Linked DNA regions of Homo sapiens: region 2 is linked to region 1. The links are chromatin loops, found by intact Hi-C in ENCODE. Cell type or tissue: dorsolateral prefrontal cortex. All regions are shown on one strand. Links, peaks and the distances in the headings refer to the core of each region. The heading gives the core; the rest is flanking DNA. Region 1 overlaps SLITRK2 (SLIT and NTRK like family member 2). Region 2 has its middle 82 kb from the start of MIR892C.

Evidence for each region. Peaks named below come from ENCODE experiments on the same cell type or tissue, not always from the same donor. Only the 100,000 strongest peaks of a DNase experiment are listed, where the experiment ranks them.
Region 2: it touches region 1 in a loop (14-fold over the local background); 7 of 110 quality-filtered maps call a loop at or near these places.

The regions. Positions count from the first base shown.
Region 1 is chrX:145,821,188-145,830,654 of GRCh38, reverse strand. It overlaps SLITRK2 (SLIT and NTRK like family member 2), which reads right to left. Exons shown (of 5, transcript NM_032539.5): 3 at 8,771-9,307; 4 at 8,502-8,650; 5 at 799-8,272. The coding sequence starts at 8,229. The coding sequence ends at 5,692. Among named protein-coding and RNA genes, the nearest start is that of SLITRK2, 8.1 kb to the right of the region's middle. In dorsolateral prefrontal cortex, for the core only: a CTCF peak has its summit at 4,585 (motif pointing left); a DNase peak (open chromatin) is centred at 4,569; H3K4me3 peaks cover 5,484 bases; H3K27ac peaks cover 5,698 bases; H3K27me3 peaks cover 5,879 bases.
Region 2 is chrX:145,906,266-145,915,732 of GRCh38, reverse strand. No RefSeq gene overlaps it. Among named protein-coding and RNA genes, the nearest start is that of MIR892C, 82 kb to the left of the region's middle. In dorsolateral prefrontal cortex, for the core only: CTCF peaks have their summits at 5,338 and 5,539; no DNase peak of the experiment used is centred there; H3K27me3 peaks cover 936 bases.

The DNA of each region.
Region 1 (9,467 bases), core at 418-8,417:
GTTCCCACAGGAATCTCAAATCCTTTGTTATGTTATACATTTGTGATTTGGAGCATGCCTGGCAGATATATTCTAATATTCAACCAAATGCAAATAGCCAAAGTAGTAACTTTGCCATTATATCACCATAATCATAGGAACAAATGAACCCCCTGCCTTTCTCTCTCATTATTTTTTCTAAATCTACTTTTTAGGAATACAGTGATGGCATTTCTATTAATGAACTCATAATTTATATTCCTTGGATTTGTACGTCAGTCTTTTATTAAGTACAAATATATTAGGTCACATACGGTGTTAGACTGAATTTTATAATTAAAAAACAATTGGCTCTGGTGTAGATGTATGTCTGTGTCTGGTGAGGAGAGTGGGGAATCAGTACTTTTTTCAGTATTTAGCAAAGCATCTCTATTTGAATTGTTTTTGTTGTTGTTTACTTGTAATTTTTTAAGTCTAATACTAATGAACAGTCATGGAAAAGTATGAATATATATTTTTATAAAGCTTATTTTACCTTAAACATGTAAACTAATCATATAAAGAATCAAAGCCTTTATCTGTGAGCATATCAAGGCGAAGAAAACAGTTTCAATTATAGTTTCTCATTCATTTCCTCTTCAGACTCTAAATATCTTTTCTAACTAATTTAAGTGTTGTTAGTGAATATTTATTTATTAACTGAAATGTAATTACACATAAAGTAACTGTGTAAACAGTTTATCCAATAAAACCCAAGATCATTTGATCACATTTCCAATGTTTCATTTTGCCTATTAACAGCCCAAAATATGACATTTATTTTTTGAAACAATGTCACTATTAGGCACAGAAGTCTATTTACACAAGAGCTTGTTTCATTTGACATTTATTGCAATAACTTGAGAACAATTATTTGCAACTAAATCTAACAGTATTTGTACGAGTACTTTCAAGCTAAAGTACTGCTAAAAAATTTCAACATGCATGCAATTCGTTTACATAATAACATAATTTATTATAAAACCTGTGACTCTGAGCACTTTATGGAATATGTGCTTATGGAATACCCTCTACTGTAACATGGCCACATCTGAGAAAAGAGATGCTGCTGAGCAGAAGAGTCCTGTGTTCAATTTTGTTGAAATGGGTTGGCTGCTCAGACTGTTCAGGACTGCTACTGTGCTATGATAGCATTGCTTGATAGCTCAATTCACATCAGACTTCAGAAGACTTTCAAGCACAAGCCGTTAGCCACCAGCAAACTGGTAGCACAAGCAGCCTTGGCAAAACACAGTTACTATGCAGGTGGGCTCTGTTTTAAGCAAAGTCGATATTGAAAATCCAAACATACAAAAGAGATAAATCAGAGAATGGTTATTTGTATTATAAAATGGTTTTCTGCTTTATGAAAGAATTCACAAGTTTCCTCTAAATGGCAGCTCCCCTAATGCATTTAAAATACAATTTGATTTACAAAAGTTCAATTTACACGTGACTTTTTGCACAATCATTGTGAGAAGCAAAGTACACCTATATACAGTACTTAATTTTCTCTCTCAGGATTAAGGTGTCTTATCATTGTATTGATAAAAGACACTTAAGCCAAAACGTTATAATTTAAGCCACTGAAATAGAAAGTAAATATTACCTCTGAAACATGGATATTCCAGAAAATTTAAGTACCTTTTTAAATTTTGTATTTACAATCTTGGGTAGTCATCTTTACAAAGTAGTGCTTTAGATAGCACAAGTATATAGCTTTCATTAGGCCATAACATTGGGCCTTATTTTGCAAAAACAAATGTTTTATTATATCTTATTTTGGTGTTTAAATTTGTTTTATTTTATCTTATTTTGGTGTTTTTTTTCCTTTTTAGCTGTGTAATTCTAAAGAGATGTTAGACTAAGCTAGGCTATTTATTATATATCTGTTTTATACCTTACTGCACAGAATCACCTTTAAAAACTTAACTTCCTGCATTGCATTACTGTCTCCACTGTTAATCTGGGCGATTGCCATTCAGGTAAGACTCTCTCTTATTAGCACGAAGCTCCTTGCTAGGGTGAGAGTGAGTAGTAGGGGGTGGCGTGGAGGGTGAAGAGGGTGTTGTGAGGAGGGTAGAGACCCTGTCCACTGTATGTCTCAGGACATAGCCTAGAGCCAGGCACCCAGGAAATAAGCACTCAATAACTACTGAATGAACAAATGAATGAAGAAATGAATGGACTGGGAGAATTGTCTGGACGGCTTTCTTCACTCTAGCATCCAACCCAGTATATTTCTGGAATATGTAGAATCAAAATGAATTTTCAGAGTCTGAAAAATCACAGAACCTCTTTCTTATTCCTTAAATGCTTTTTGTAAAATTCATAAATTATTAAGCCCTTGATGACTTGGAGACATTAAGAAAAATTAAGTCACAGAGGTCAGAGGAAAAAGAAGAGGAAATTGAAGGGTCATTTCCTTACTCACCAGCTGCTGGAGAGAACTAACAAGGCACACAGGTTGACCATAGTCCAGAACCAAATTAGGCTCTTAGCAATTGTGTTCATACTGAGAAGTGGTATTTTTGAGTGTTTCAATAAAAACTTAGCCACAGGTATATTCGGAAATAGTGAAAGCAACTAATTAAGAGCTAAAATAGAAGGGAATTACCATTTGTCATTTGTAGGGCCAGACATACAGATATGTTCTTGGCAGGGCCCTGGGAGACTGCATTCTGTAGGCTGGAACCATTTTGCTGTGCTGATGCTCATACGTCTTAAAGCTGCATGTGAAATAAAAGTGAAATAGCAATATCCAGCTGTGGAAGATAAAAATAAAAATCCTAAAATAAAATATGGTCGAAAGTGCTTGAGCAGATAAAGCAAAACAGAATATAGTCAGTGGGGATGCTAGTGAGTTAATAAAACTTAAAATGTTTATGATTGCATTAGAAAATAAAGGTTCAAAGTATATGATGTATGATGATTTTAAATAAAATAGTCTGGAATACATTCAAATAATTTCATTTAAAAATCTACTGCAAATTAAGTATAACTGTAACAAGCAAGAGGATATAGAATTAAACCATAATTATTAGGCAACAGAGTTTATAAATTTGAGTTCTCTCAGTAGGCGTCTTTAAAATCGTGTAAGTAAGTTAATATTAAGGTATCATCTGTCTTTAAACTTAATGAGTTAATATTTTTTCTATGGACAATGGCATTTTACAGGAGTATCTTTACTTTCAGAAAAATAAAAATGAACACTGAAGTGGAATCACTGCATCAAGAGCCTCTAGTCATATAATTTAAGCCTGAAAATGATCTTAACAGAATATATATGCAAATTTGCCTTCACAATCACTTCCCAAAATACCTACCTCTGTATTCTGTATTTATCATTGCATCAAATGAGAGCAGTCAGAAAAGGATTTTTGAAACTCTTTTATATATAAATACTTCACTCAAAGATGAAGTGGTTTCCAGGAGTCTTCTCCACATTCAACTAGCATAATATTCTAGTTCCTCTTCTGTGAAATGTAAAATATCTGTACATTAACTTTCTTGAAGATCATTTCAGCCCACCATTTTCAACTTTCTTCTAATGGATCGAAATAGGAATTATCACCTCTAATCAAAGAATGAGCATGTTAGCTTGCCACTGTAGATATTCAGAGATTTTATGTTGTTAAAGATATGTTTCTCTTCAATGCCCTTTACGTTATTATATACACACAATTACCTTCTATTGTTTTTACAAACAACTATTTTACACCAGTAATCATTAATCCAAATAATTTGGATTTAAGGAATTTCTAATTGAAAGCCTATCACATGAATTGTTTATAGTGACAGACAATATACTATTGGTAATTTTAAAGCTTTAAAAGTAAGTTATCAGTATCCACTTCAATCTCCACATGACGATAAAGGATTATTATGTGCAGTAACCTATTTATGAAAAGGAAACAGTGTGCTTCTTTCAGACGCCATCGCTTGCTTTAATAAGGAATTGAAAAGCTGAACTACTTTATATGCAGATCACCATCCCAGTTGCATAAGGATTTACAATAGACAAAACAAAACTATTTTTTGTTGTAAAGAAGGGCTGTTTGTTTAAATCACACAATCACGTTTGCATCTAAAATTATTTACAGTCTAATAAGGCTTCATAAATGTTATATAGACTTGGCTAATTAAAATCATTTTAATGCTAACACCAAAATGAAAGTCTTGCTCAAGCTGACAAGGAAAACTTCAAGTAACACAAGCCTAAAGAAGGCAGAAGGAAAAAGATGCTTAATGTCTTGGTTTAGGTAACTATTAATCGATTTGGAGACGCAAATAGTACTTGATTTGATAGCACCCCATTAATGCTTCAATTAAACTCAAGAGGAAAATGCTGTTTTGTCAGAAAGTGTTAAACTTGAGAAGGATTATGAGTCTAACCCGTGATCTAAAATAAATAGAGTAATGGATACATTTTTATCTCTGCTACCTTGAATTTTGCAGAGAACTTACTTGGGAAGTTTTAATCTCACCCATGAAGTCTTCCTTCGAGGTCTTTAATGGCTCATATGTCTTTGTTAAATGAGGTGTGTGGCGGCCTCTACTGGTGTGTGTTTATAGAAAATGTTTCAATAGGCAGAAAAAATATTAATTTCAATTAAAAAGTTAGAAATACAGACTTTTTCATTTAAATATATAAAAATATCTAATTCAATGCAGAAAAATATATTACTAGCTGTGTCACGTTCTTTTAATTAGGAAAATAATCTAAAACACTCACCATGTTAGTGTAAAATAATGATTTATGGAAGGGCATTAATTGCTCAATTCACTCTGATATTGGGTTAAATATATTTTATTAATGAATTATTAATCCTGACTGAGGTGGCTTATTACCTCTAGTCCACTGTTAAATCCCCTTAGTTGACTTAAATAAAATCACTTAAACCCAGAGGAAAGGAAATATTTTATAGTTAAGCCTACAAAGTCCTAGAACTAGAATCATTTGATGACAGGCTGGTTTCTATAACTCAAGCAAACTGTACGTTGACTTAATATAGCTGACACATCAATCTATTTTACAGTGTTTTCAATTTCAAAAATACAACACATTAAAATATTTTCAATTTATCAAAGCTAAAAGCAACATTTAAGTAATGTACTTAAAGTGCGAAGGCACTTTAACACAAAGTAGTGATACCCAGTGGCTATACTCGGTAACTGACGATGGAAATACCATATATCATTATTTACAAAAGAAGTTGTAGTCACAAAAGATCTTTGGAGATCTTCTACAAAATACACTAAATATCCATTTTCATTTGAAAAGTTTGCCTATTCTTTCTTCAGTCACTATAATCTCCTCTTCCCACTCCCACACTGAAAAACAAAGAAGAAAAAAGAAACAAAACCATAAACAAAATCTATGAAGAAATGCATTGTAGAAACATTCATGTCCACTGATGGTTCCTAAGAAGAGAAGGGAAAAAGAAAAAAAAAAAAAAAAAAAAAAGGAGGGGAGGAGAGCGAGAGAGAAATAATTTAAAGGAAAACTTGCAAAAGCAAAATCATGACTTCATCCTATCTCCCAAACATTTTCAAAGTCCCCCATTAACACTGGGAAAGGGAGAACAAAAACAAACACAAAAGCTAATGTCCTTGTTTCCAACAGTTCGGAGCAGCATCCTCTGATGCCTTAGGGTTGTAAATGATTTCCCTTCACAGCTGACTGATTGCAGTTTGTTTTTCCAGAACTTCGAGGTAGTCCGGTTCTGATTGCGGCTTAGCTTGCAGTAAAGGGTGGTTGGGTTTTGACTGCCCCACAAAGCATTTCCTGGGAGTTCCATATAAAACGGTTTTATTGATTCTGTCTTGGTTTTGGCGTCGAGATTCATAGGAAGGGGCAAACTGCCTTTTAGGTAAGGTACAAAAGTTATAGTGGACTAGGCCTGCGCTGGGAAGTTCCTTGACTCGCTCAGCAATATTTTGATACAGCAGCTCAGGCTCTCTTGGTGTGGCCTGCTTTTCTAGCAGCTCAGTGGCACTTATTGTGTAAGCAGGTGTGGCTGGCTCTTCTTTTTTCTCCTCCAGGTTGCTATAGCTGAACTCTTGCAGGTTTCGGTAATAGGCTACTGGGTCTCCTTCCTTCTGCATGTAGATGGGGTTTTGGCACATCTGACCCACAGGTGGGGGGATATAGTTGTAGACATGGCCGTCTGTTTTATCGTGAGTCTCAGTGTTGTAAGACCCATACTGTAATTGAAAGGAGCTTACGTCTAAGTTGTTGGTATTCCTGGGAACGCTCGGCACTCCCTTTCGGCGTTTCAAGACAAAGACGAATAAACCAGCCCCAAAACAGACAGATAAGATGAAAACAACAAGCAATCCCAGAATTAAGACAGACAGTGGAACTTCAGTGTGTAGTTCAGGATAGGAACTAGGAGACACACTAAGCGACCGAGGTGTGTCTGTATTGTGATTCATTGACAAGACGGTTCCATCTGACAAGTTTGGGCTGTCTGGACAGATAGCCTCCCTCCCCAGAAATTTTAGTATCTCCCCTGCATGCTTAGCAGGAGATTCGCAAGTCACCTCATTAATGATGACAGGGGAATTGGCATGTTCTGTCCAGTCTTTCAGCCCCATGATGTCACAGGTACAGTCCCAGGGGTTCTCCTGCAGATCTATCTGGATGAAAGCCGGGAGCTGATCCAGAACCCCTTTCACGGGCAGGTGAGAAAAATGGTTGTTTCTCAGATTCAGCCTGGTTAGGGCCGTCCCCCCAAATATATTATCAGGTAAGGACCGAAGAAGGTTGTTGTTCAGAAACAGTAGCTGTAGGTTAATCAAAGCATCAAAGGTCAGAGGCTTAATTTCCTTAATGACATTATACTCTAAATAGAGATATTGCAAGCTCTGCAGTCCATCAAACATAGAAGGGTACAGCACTTCAAGGTAATTGCCATTCAGATAAAGTCTGCGTAAACTGGTCAGGTTTGTAAAGGCACCTTCCTGAATGACTGCAATCCTGTTGTTTCCTAAGTGCAGTAAGTCCAAAGAACTGTATTCTAAGAGGTCATTCTTATAGACAGTTTGAAGATAGTTCCCTGTTAGGTAGAGTTTCTTTGGACTGGTCGGTTTGGGCTGCAGGTCAGAGATATTAGTGAACTTCCTTTCTTGGCAGTTTACATTCAGACCATTGTCTGAGCTCTGAGAGGTGCAGACACAGCTGCTGGGACAGGTGAGAGGCACAGGAGACTTGGTCTGGTACACCATGATGGGTCCAAAACTTTGCCTGTCCTTTGACACAGTCACTCGAGGAGTTGGACGATTTCTCATTTTGGGCGGCCGGCTGGCTTTCGGAGCCCTGGTTGGGTTGAGAGCAGGATTCATTGTAGGTGACAGCCTTTGGACGTGGGTGTCAGCATGGCTGCCCCTCTGACTGGAATCACTGGCACTTTTTCTGGGACAGAGGTCTTGCCTGGTCAGCTGGGTCACGTCTTTCCCATGCAACCTAAAGGGAGTCTCACAGACAATCTCTCCCACAAAAACAGTTATGGTGTCTAGCCAGGCCTTGAGAGGAAGTAAGTCACAAGTGCAATTCCATGGATTTTCCTCCAGCTGAATCTCCATGATCCCTCCAATATGTTCAAGGACGCCAGCAAAAGGCATTACTTTTAGCCTATTCCCCCTGAGGTCTAAGTGGGTCAGCAGGACAAAGCGGAACACATTGCTGGGCAGTGAAAGCAGAAGGTTGTCATTCAGGATGAGCACTTTGAGCTTGTTAAGTTTGCTGAATGCCCCAGCCTCGATGGCACTGATGTAATTGTAGTCGGCCTGGAGATACTCCAGGCTCTCCAGGCCTAGGAAGGTGTCCTCCCTCAATATCTCAAGCTTGTTGTTGTTGAGATGCAGTCTTTTGAGAGTTTTCAGGCCACTGAATGCCCCCGTTCGGATCTCCTGTAACCCGTTGTTACCTAGGTGAAGAGTCACCGCGTTGGAGTAATTGACAAATTCGTTTGGATACAGTCTTGTCAAGAGGTTTCCATTGAGAAAAAGCTGATAGATTCGATACTGGGGGGGCTGGAGCAGGCTAACTGTTGTAAATCCTTTGTTCTCACAGTTGATATTCAGTACGTTTTCCTTTTCTTCGCACAGACAGCGGATCTTGCAAATGTCTTTGGCAGTTTTGCGACTCTCTGTCTGTAAGATCCCGGCCACGGTTAACACACTGAGGAACCAAACGCCGCTCAGCATCTTTAGGCACCTTCGGTGTCAACTCAGGTACCTACAGGCAAACCTTAGGTGGGGGCAGGGGGAAGAAGCGGGTGCAGGGAAGAAAGAAACAAGGAAGCCCGATTAAAAATGGTAAAGCAAGGAGGCGGAGTGGGAGCGAGGGAGAATGAGGGGGTTAGCAACACGGCAGAATGAAATCATTGCATTTTCCAAAGCGGTTTCTTTTCTCCGCTCCCTATTCCCCCATCCCGAGGCCACCCACACACGCGCCCCGGGAACACACATGCTTGCACCTGATTTCCCGGGGGGTCGCAGCCAGCCGCCAAGTCATTAGTAACCGAGTTGTCCTACTAAATCCTGCCCATCTCCTCCTCCCCTGGGGTATCTCGAAGAGATCTCGGGCAGCTCGCCCGTCTTGAGCTCCCAGCAGAAATCGCAATCGCTTTAGGAAAAAAAAAAAAAGCGCAAAAAGGGGGTGGGAAAATCAGGAATCAGGGGGCTGGCGGCAGGTGTAGAGGAGAGATAGAGATGGGAAAGACAGTGCGAGGTGGGGGTTACTCACACATCAGGAGAAGACTGAATCCCTCTCCTCTGCAGTCCACCAGGAGTTTAGCATCTTCAGGAAGTGGGAGAACAAGGTAAAATAAGACGCTGCTTCCAGGGGGGATGCCCTGCTTTTTGTTGGTTGATTTAATTTGACTGGGGGTGCGCAGAAATTAAAAATCCGACAGGAGGCAGGAGCGGAAGAGAAGAGTTGGAGCTGAGGGAAGCCGAGCTGCCAGGGAGGGACTGGGGTGCGATTCTGTAGGGAGGTCGGAGAGCCGGCTGGCCCGGTCGGCGGGCGAAGGCGACGACGGAGCCTGGGCGCGCGTTTCCAATTCGGTGGCGGTGGCAGCAGTGCGTCTAGCAGTTTGAATCTGAGAGGCTTTGCAGGCTCCCCGGGACAGGACTAGGGTGACGTCACGGGGGAGGGGGCAGGCAGAGGATCCAGGGCGCGCGGTGGGGGAGGGTTGGGCAGATGCTTCCCTTCCTTGCAAGTGGCTTTGCAAAGCTCAATTCCCGGCTGCGTCAGTTGATTCTGAACTACTCCACCTCCAACCTGGCTGGCGGCAGGAGAAGCTCCTGCAGAGGGGTTTCTCAAGGAGGGGCCCTGCTAATGGCCTGGCACCTCCTTGGGCCCCTCTGTGTGTTCTCTCTCACTCCTCCCTCTTTCTCTCACCTACACAATGCCTATGGAGGGCAGGGGTGGGGGTGGGGGG
Region 2 (9,467 bases), core at 759-8,758, 85 kb before region 1:
ATATCCTTCTGCATAACGATCTTGCTTGAATAAATGCATATTGACCTCTTTGTTACTTATAGGGAATGGTTTCAATGCCAAAAATGGCATCATGATATATAGAGTTTCTAAAATTGGCCTTACTCACATAAAACTGTGCAGCAAAGATCTTCCAGACTTTTAAGGTTTTATATTTTAAAATTTGAGCTTTCTTTTTTTTTTTTTTTTTTTTTTTTTGAGACGGAGTCTCGCTCTGTCGCCCAGGCTAGAGTGCAGTGGCACGATCTCTGCTCACTGCAAGCTCCGCCTCCCGGGTTCACGCCATTCACCTGCCTCAGCCTCCCAAGTAGCTGGGACTACAGGCGCCTGCCACCACGCCCGGCTAATTTTTTGTATTTTTAGTAGAGACGGGGTTTCACCGTTTTAGCCGGGATGGTCTCGATCTTCTGACCTCGTGATCCGCCCGCCTCGGCCTCCCAAAGTGCTGGGATTACAGGCGTGAGCCACCGTGCCCAGCCAGAGCTTTCAACTCATATGAAATGCATATGGGTAAACAGCATGAAGTAAATACGCAAGATATTTCTTGCATGTAGAAGTTATCCAACATAGAAAGCTTTCTGCCTGTATTTAATCCAATTCCACATTGTTTTTAAATGTGTGGCTTTCAAATTTCATTTATTAAATGGTGAGTATTCTTGATTATTACTATTTTTGAAGAATCTTTTAAATATCCAAAGTAATTTCTTTCATATAAGAAATGATATGAAATTCTTTTATATAAGAAATAATTGATAATTCAAATTAAATTATCAAATTCCCTCAAGAACTTCAATTTGGATTTTAAATGTAATTTCCTTACTTTTGCAGCTATGTGTATCTTTATCCTAGTTGAGCATCACTGGTAACATTTAATTTTTCTTTTGTATCCCTCAGGATATAAACATTTCTTAACCAAGAAAGCAAGGTCAAGAAAAATCTTTATAGTATGATTTCTAGGTATTTTTCAGATTTTTTTCTGTTTTGAATATATTCATTTACCATTATGTTTTATTGCCAAAGATCACTTGTGAAGTTACTGATTTTTACATAGTTTGTTTCTGTTAGCCTATCTTATTGAACCGTTCTATAGGTTCTCATAGATCGGAAATTCCTAAATTTTCTGGATAATAATATAATTTATGTTTACTGCCTAATGAATTGAAAGCAATAAAAAGATTCTATTGTCATAATCAGCCAGCAATTTAATTAGCTGAGGGGGAAAGGCTGACAGCCACCCTTGAGTTTGGTTCTGTGCTTCTTTGCCCTCGATTGCTTCCCTCTTTGTTTTAAGTCTTTCTCTTTCCATCTCTGCACTGGAAACTGGTTGCTTAAGGAATCACGTTGAAGGCACTATGTTGTTAATTCAACCAGAGTGATTATGCTGTCAAAGAATTTCAAATTCAGTAATGACGTCTGGGGATAAAGAATGCTATTTAATACTGGAATGTGAGACCTAGCTAACAAGCAGTTATTAGGGTGGTATATTCTAAGTAGGAATTCACCATTCCATCTATCATGTTAGACATAATGTGAAATGCCATGATGATAAACTTCATCTGTTTATGTCATTTTATACTGTGCAAAAGTGTTTTCACATATGTTGTCCCTTTTGAGTTTCATGAGAAATCTTTAAGAGAGAAATATATAACCTATTTCATGAGGTAATCATAAGGATTTTTGTGAGAAAGTCTGGTAGTCCACACCAAGTTACACAACAATGAATAAACACTCATTAAATATTCCATTAGTATTGTAATCATCTTGATTATCAATACTAAATGCGTGAAACTGGCCAAGTGCAATGGCTCATGCCTGTAATCCCAACACTTTAGGAGGCTGAGGTGGGAGGATTGCTTGAGGTCAGAAGGCCAGGACCAGCCTAAGAAACATAGCAAGACTCAAGAAGACGTTTATGCAGCCAACAGATACATGAAAAAATGCTCATCATCACTGGCCATCAGAGAAATGCAAATCAAAACCACAATGAGATACCATCTCATACCAGTTAGAATGGCGATCATTAAAAAGTCTGGAAACAACAGGTGCTGGAGAAGACGTGGAGAAATAGGAACACTTTTACACTGTTGGTGGGACTGTAAACTAGTTCAACCATTGTGGAAGACAGTGTGGCAATTCCTCAAGGATCTAAAACTAGAAATACTATTTGACCCAGCCATCCCATTACTGGGTATATACCCAAAGGATTATAAATCATGCTGCTATAAAGACACATGCACACCTATGTTTATTGCGGCACTATTCACAATAGTGAAGTCTTGGAACCAACCCAAATGTCCATCAATGATAGACTGGATTAAGAAAATGTGGCACATATACACCATGGAATACTATGCAGCCATAAAAAGGATGAGTTCATGTCCTTTTTAGGGACATGGATGAAGCTGGAAACCATCATTCTCAGCAAACTATTGCAAGGACAGAAAACCAAACACCACATGTTCTCACTCACAGGTGGGAATTGAACAATGAGAACACTTGGACACAGGAAGGGGAACATCACACACCGGGGCCTGTTGTGGGGTGGGGGGAGGGGGGAGGGATAGCATTAGGAGATATACCTAATGCTAGATGACGAGTTAAGGGGTGCAGCACACCAACATGGCACATGTATACATATGTAACAAACCTGCACATTGTGCACATGTACCCTAGAACTTAAAGTATAATAATAATAAAAAGAAACATAGCAAGACTCCATCTCTACACAAAATAAAAATAAATTAGCAGAATGTGGTGCTGCGTGCCTATAGTCCCAGCTACTTGGGAGGTGGCGGTGGGAGGTTCACTTGAGCTCAGGATTTCGAGTGTGCAGTGAGCTAAAATCACACCACTGCACTCTAGTCTGGGTAACAGAGACCCTGTCTCTAAACATTAAATAAGTAAATAAATAATAGTAAAGACATGAAATTGTTATCGCTTTAAATTATTTGTACAGATGTATTTTAACATCAGTTTCTCACATCCCTCGTATTTAATATAATTACCTTGTACATGGCACTCATTCTTCTAAGTTAGGTTCATGTATGTGTACACAATTATTTAAATCACTTATAAAAATTCCTACATAATAATCTGTCATTTCTTTTACATATATTCTGGAAACTTATTGATATATCTGTTCATAACCATATAAATCTTGTTTCTGTTGCCAAGATATTCTTGGTTTGGTCAACTTAAAAAATCTATATCAAAATTACATGTTTTTCAAAAAACTAATTCCACAAGGCTTGTAATAAACATTACAGTATCATTTTGAACCACTCTCTCTAACCCTGATCCTTCTTCTCTAGATGAAGCCACTTTTCCATTGTTTCTTTGGGAATTTGTATCCATGTTTTAGAAAAATATGCTTATACTATTACTTATTGATTTTTAAGTTCTAAACGGCCACTATTGGCTTTTGCTACTATGGAAGAAGATAAGTTTCTCTCTCTCTTTCTCTCTCTCTCTCTGTTTCTCTCTCTTTCTCTTTCTCTCTCTTCCTCTCTCTCCCCCCTCTCTCTCTCACACACACACACGCACACACACACACAGCACCACCATCACCACAAAAACAACCCTCACTACATGTCCTTTTTCTCATCTCATCCAGCCAATATAACATGTTTATATATCATCAAGCCAATATATCATCCAGCCAATATAATATGTTTTTGTTAGGACAATAGTGAGTGGTTAATCTATTAGAGAAATGCAAACATTGTTCAAATCGAAACCGAGTAATATACTTTGATTATATTTCCTTTTTTATAGGGCTTGTGCTTGTTTTCTCCCTCGCAGTTAACAACTGTCTTGTTATAGTTTTGTATGTATCTATCACTAATTTATCCCATACTCTCAACAGAGACATAAATCTCCTCACAATACTTTCAGAAATATCGATCCATCTTTCATTTGAAACTTGTTCTGGGAAACATCACTTCTGGAGTTCTTTGTCACCGTACTCTAACCTCGTATGCTGCTCTCCGGGCTTATTGCCCATGGGAGAATATGAGCGTGTGTGGTTTATGGTGTCCTAACTGCTTCCTGTGTGGACATTTAGCAAATATTCTTGTGTTTCGCCCTACCTTCACCTTCATTGTCACAAGTACCTGATATTTCCAATTCCTTGGGAATTTTTATATTTAAGGCCTTCCAAACCAACCTGCTTCTGGGATTCCCCATTGCTAGGTTTGCACAGGGCTTTCTCTCTCTGCTCAATCATTTCCTGGTCACTTATCAACATTTCTACGTCCAAAATATTATTCCTAAGCCTTCTCTTCCTTTATCTTGCAAGTATATGCTTTTAAAACTTCTCATTGTTGCCTTTTGTTCCAATTAAGTAGGGAATTATGACAAAGGGGTGTGATCTATCTAATGTGTATAACCTGAAGAATTTTCTTTTATATTTTAAATATATTTAAAAGAAGAATATATTTTATATTTTAAAATATAAAACCTTAAAAGTCTGGAAGTATTGTTTATTCAAGAGAGTCGTTGATGTTACATAGAGAAGTCATCACTTATTTTTTCCGTCTTTTTCTGTCTGCCCTGTCTGCTGAAGAAACTAAAATAGTATATGTTCTGGTTGATTTTCTTATTTTAGAATGTGTATCCGTATTTATATCTATATATAAAACCATTTCAAAATGATTAGGCTAGGGATAAAATAGCATTGTAAACAGTAAGTACTATAACATGCCTATGAAGAAGACGACAGTATTTTTGAGAATACATACCCCTGATAACAACTCAACCCTTATCTTTTATACCTGAGACACTCATTCTTTTTTCTAGAGTCTGGTCTTTCAGGTCAACTATTGACAAGAGAGTTTGCTGCCTGATCCTGCTCAGTTATCCATGCAGTCACTTGAAACGCATATATTTATTGTTTTATGTATAATAAAAATTGATAGTATTTATTGCACTTCAGATTCAGAGAATTAGAATAGTCCTAATTCTTTGTGTATGACATGCTCTCAATATCAGTCCATGGCTGCTTTTATTTAATTATTTAGTTAGTTGTTTTAAATAATTAAGACATACTCACAAGCCTATAACTGAAGACAAAATCTAGGAAAGCAAGAGTAATAATAATAATAATATAATTACATATAAGCAATCTTCTGCTTTTATTTAATTATTTAATTAGTTGTTTTAAATAATTAAGAAACACTCACAAGACTATCACTGAAAACAAAATCTAGGACATCAATAAAAACACTCAAAAGCCTATCACTAAAACCAAAAGCTAGGACAGCAATAGTAATAATAATAATAACACAATAATAATAATTATTATTATATATAAGCAGTCTTATATATATTCCCTATTGTCCATGTATAAAGAGTTTTTCTTGTTTTTTCTTATGAGGGAAATCAACGGGCCATATTTTATACAAGAGTTCAGCTTTAGGAGATTATGTTAAACCATTTCCCAAACTAACTCCACTGGGTTACACCGCCACCAAGCAGTGGGTAAAATGTTGTGCATTCACATCTTGGCCAACACTAGGTGTCATCAGTCTTTTATATTTGTGGCAATAAGATAGAGTTAGACTGTAACCTATCTTGATATGCTCTTAGTGGTCTTGATTTGCGTTTCTCTGATCACTAATGATGTGGAATATCTCTTCATAATTTTCTTGTTATTAATATTAAGTGTATTAGTTTGTTCTCACACTGCTATAAAGAACTACCTGAGACTGGGTAACTTTTGAAGAAAAAAGGTTTAATTGAGTCACAGTTGCACATGCTGGACAGGAGCCATAACTGGAGAGGCCTCGGGAAACTTACAATCATTGTGGAAGACAAAGGGGAAGCAAACACATATTCACATGGCCAGGAGGAGACAGAGAGAGTAAAGGGGGGAAGTGCTACACACTTTGAAACAACCAGATCTCATGAGAACTCACCCATTATCATGAGAACAGCAAGGGGGAAATCTACCTCCATAATCCAATCACTTCCCACCAGGCCCCTCCCACAACATTGGAGATTAGAATTCAACATGAGATTTGGCTAGGAACACAAAGACAAATCATATCACTAAGAGCAAATATTTCACATTAAACATATATTTACTGTAGCTTTTTGGCAGATATATTTATAAGTCAGTTTTCTTCTATTTCTAGCTTTTAAGAGTATTATTAGGAATGAATCTTTAATTTGATTAGGTGTCTTTATTGTGAGAATTCTGTTCTAATTTCCTACCTTGCCTGGGCTTACAGCCATGTTCCTGTCCTGCTTGCTATTGTAAAAACTCAAGACTTTAGGTTAGTGAGTCTAGCATGGGCCCTCCCATCACCCACTGTTCATTTCCATTTACCCTCTGGTAATTTCTCCTTTATGAATTTCTATCCCTACTTTATTATGAGCTCAGCTCTACATTGAAAAAAGTTTTATTTTATCTCATATTTCTAAGTTTATCAGAGATGGGTAGCTGTTTTAGGTCATCTACACCACTGATTCTCAAACTTTAATGTTGATAGAAATCACCTGGAGATCTCGTTTAAAATTCAGATTATTATTAAGCATATCTGGAATAGAACCAAAGATTCTAGATTTCTAACAAGTTCTCAGGGGATACCTCTGCTGCTAATCCCTGAACCACACTTTGAGTAGCAAGTGCCTACCTTGACCATTATAGTGCTGGAAACAAGATTCCAAAATCATTTTTCAGCTTTGGACTCTAAAGAAAACAGTTTATAGGGATTTTTCAGCCAAATTCATCCAGGGTTGCCCTGGAAGCAACATGAAACCCAAAATTCACTGAACAAATTCTGGTATAAAAATTGCAGTTTACAAGTTAGAGCTTAATTTTAACAAATAAGAGGGTTTATTCAAAGCTCTTACCTCCTGGAGTTTTGACCGGTAGTTTTCAAATAGGAAGCTAACGTGTTGTAAGTAAACGTGTATTGGGCATGAGATTGAATTTTTGATATGTAAATGACCTACAGTGCTCTGATGTTACAATTTGCTGAAATATGGTGATACGTATTGGCTAATCTGAGCCCCATAACAAATATGGGAGGCAGAGGTAATAACACCCTCTCTCTGCAAAGGGTTTTGTGTGAGGGTTGGATGGGATGATGCTCATAAAAGCATTTAGTCACTGTTTGAAATGGAAGCAATCAATCAGGAAAGGTTATTTTTTGTTTCTCTTTCTTTTTTTGTTATTACTTTCACTATGTCCATGTGTTCCTTTTTTTCCGATCATAAAACTTGAACCTTGCCAGAGGCTAAGTGACATGTATGATGTGACATGTATGATCTTAATCTCAGGCCAAGAGTGGCCTAGATTTGCTTTTCTTATCAAATTGTTTTCTCTACAACGTTTTATGACAGAAGCGATGCTCCCTCATCCTAATTATCCAAATAGTGCAAAAGTAGATAAAGAATAATTGTACAATCTCCCCCTATATTGCTTCATTCTCATTTCCTTGACAGGATTCTCAAAAATGCTGACAGCATTTACATAAACATCTGTGTGTTTTTTTTGGGGGGGGGGGGCTCAAGCAAATATTTATCAACACACATATATTTAAGTCAAGATCATTTCCTGGGTTGTTGCTTTTTATAAACAATGAGATCTACAAAAATAGATTGTTTTACGACTTCCCGTCAGCACATTGCAATACATCATGGGCATCTTATAGGTCAGTAGATTTCCTTCGTTTTTTTTTGTTGTTGTTGTTGTTAATATTCTCCTGTAATTCCCATGAATGATATTTTGTTGTATGCTGTGAAGTTAGGGTTACATTTTTTTAAATGTGCAAATCTCTAATTTTTCCTGGTTCACAATTTCATTTCAGTGAAATTTCTGTCAATTTTGGAGCCAATACCAGGTTTAAAAAAATAATACATAATTACAGTGTCATTTAGAATCTGACATGACAAATGCTCCTTATGGATTTCCTATTGTACTATATTTCTTTAATAATGAAACCTTTTTATTTTTAAGAAAAATGCAACAACATTTATCAAGGTGAGGAAGTTCTTTTCTATTGTTAGTCTGCTGGGAGTTTTTATCATGAATAAGTATTGGATTTTGCTAATTGCTTTTATTGATACGATCTTAGGATTTTTCTTCTTTAGCTGTTGATGTGATAGAGTAATTAATTGATTTTTGAACGTTCCTCTGTGGTTGTTTAGTTAGCACTCTTTACTTTCTCATGCCTTGCCATTTTGCTTCATCTGTTCCCTAAATAAAAATCTTGGATCACTAAAAAAAAAAAAAAAAAAAGTCACATTTGATGATTTGATGTGATATGCTATGGTTTGATTTGTTTCAAAGAAATCCAAAAATAGGATCACTGGAAGGGTAGTAGATGGAGTATAAAAGAAATATTTAATCATGAGTTGACTATCATTACAGCTGGATGGTGGGTAAACTATTAACTATTTTCACATGTGTTTGAAATTGTCCATATAAAAAAATTAAAACGTAGATTCGGCTTCTGTGTTCCACTTTTTAAAAAAAATGTCACTTTGGAGTTTCTAATGAGCAAAAATATAAATGAATTTGAGAAAAACTGACATCTTCACAATAACCAGTCTTCTAGAATGAAGGGAACACATGCCAATATTCAAGCCTTCTTTAATACCTTTCAGGAAATGATGGTAGAACAAGCACTTTATATATTTCTAGAATAACTTGACCATTTTATTCTAGATATTTTATCCTTATCCTTGTTGTCAATGGATTGTTTTTCAACTGATTAATACTAGTGTAGTGTAAAAAAACTAACAATTTTTACATACTTCTTTTTGCTGAATGCCCGTCTTACTTTTCCTATCTTAATACTTACCATGTACTTTTAGGTATGTAATCCTATTAACTGTGTTAATTATGGAACATTGAAAGCAAGGTTAAAAATAGAAGTATTAAGTATTGACCAGTGGCATGCGCTGCCAAATAGAACAAATCAAGTAGAGCATTTTTTTTTCTATGCCCCCTACTTGGCTTGTACCCGGCGATCTCATCTTTTAGACGTGGGACATCCAGCTGTACTATGGGATCTGGTCCCTTAGGTGGAAGGCGTAAAGAGAAAGGCTGAACCAGAGATGCAATAACAGCCACAGAAAACTCAAATTCATTACTGACCTTGGGATACGAAAATCATGATTTATGACTGGAGGCTGAGAAATGTGTGCAAACTTAGCCAGCAGGCAGATTTATTCATAGAATCAAAATCTGGTATGTAAGCTTCTATATTCTAAATAGGATGCCAATATCTTATCTATGAATGGGTTTTCTTGGGCATAGATTCAAAAGTCCTGATAATATAATCTCTTTCTGTTTGTTTCTAGAATTAAACTTTACAAAAAAATTTTTACTTACATTGCTTCATTTGATCCTCAAGATAAATCTCTTGAAAGAAGGGAAATCAAAGTATTTATTTGGTAGGATTGTAATGAAGCTCAATGAAATAAAGCACAGGAAATGG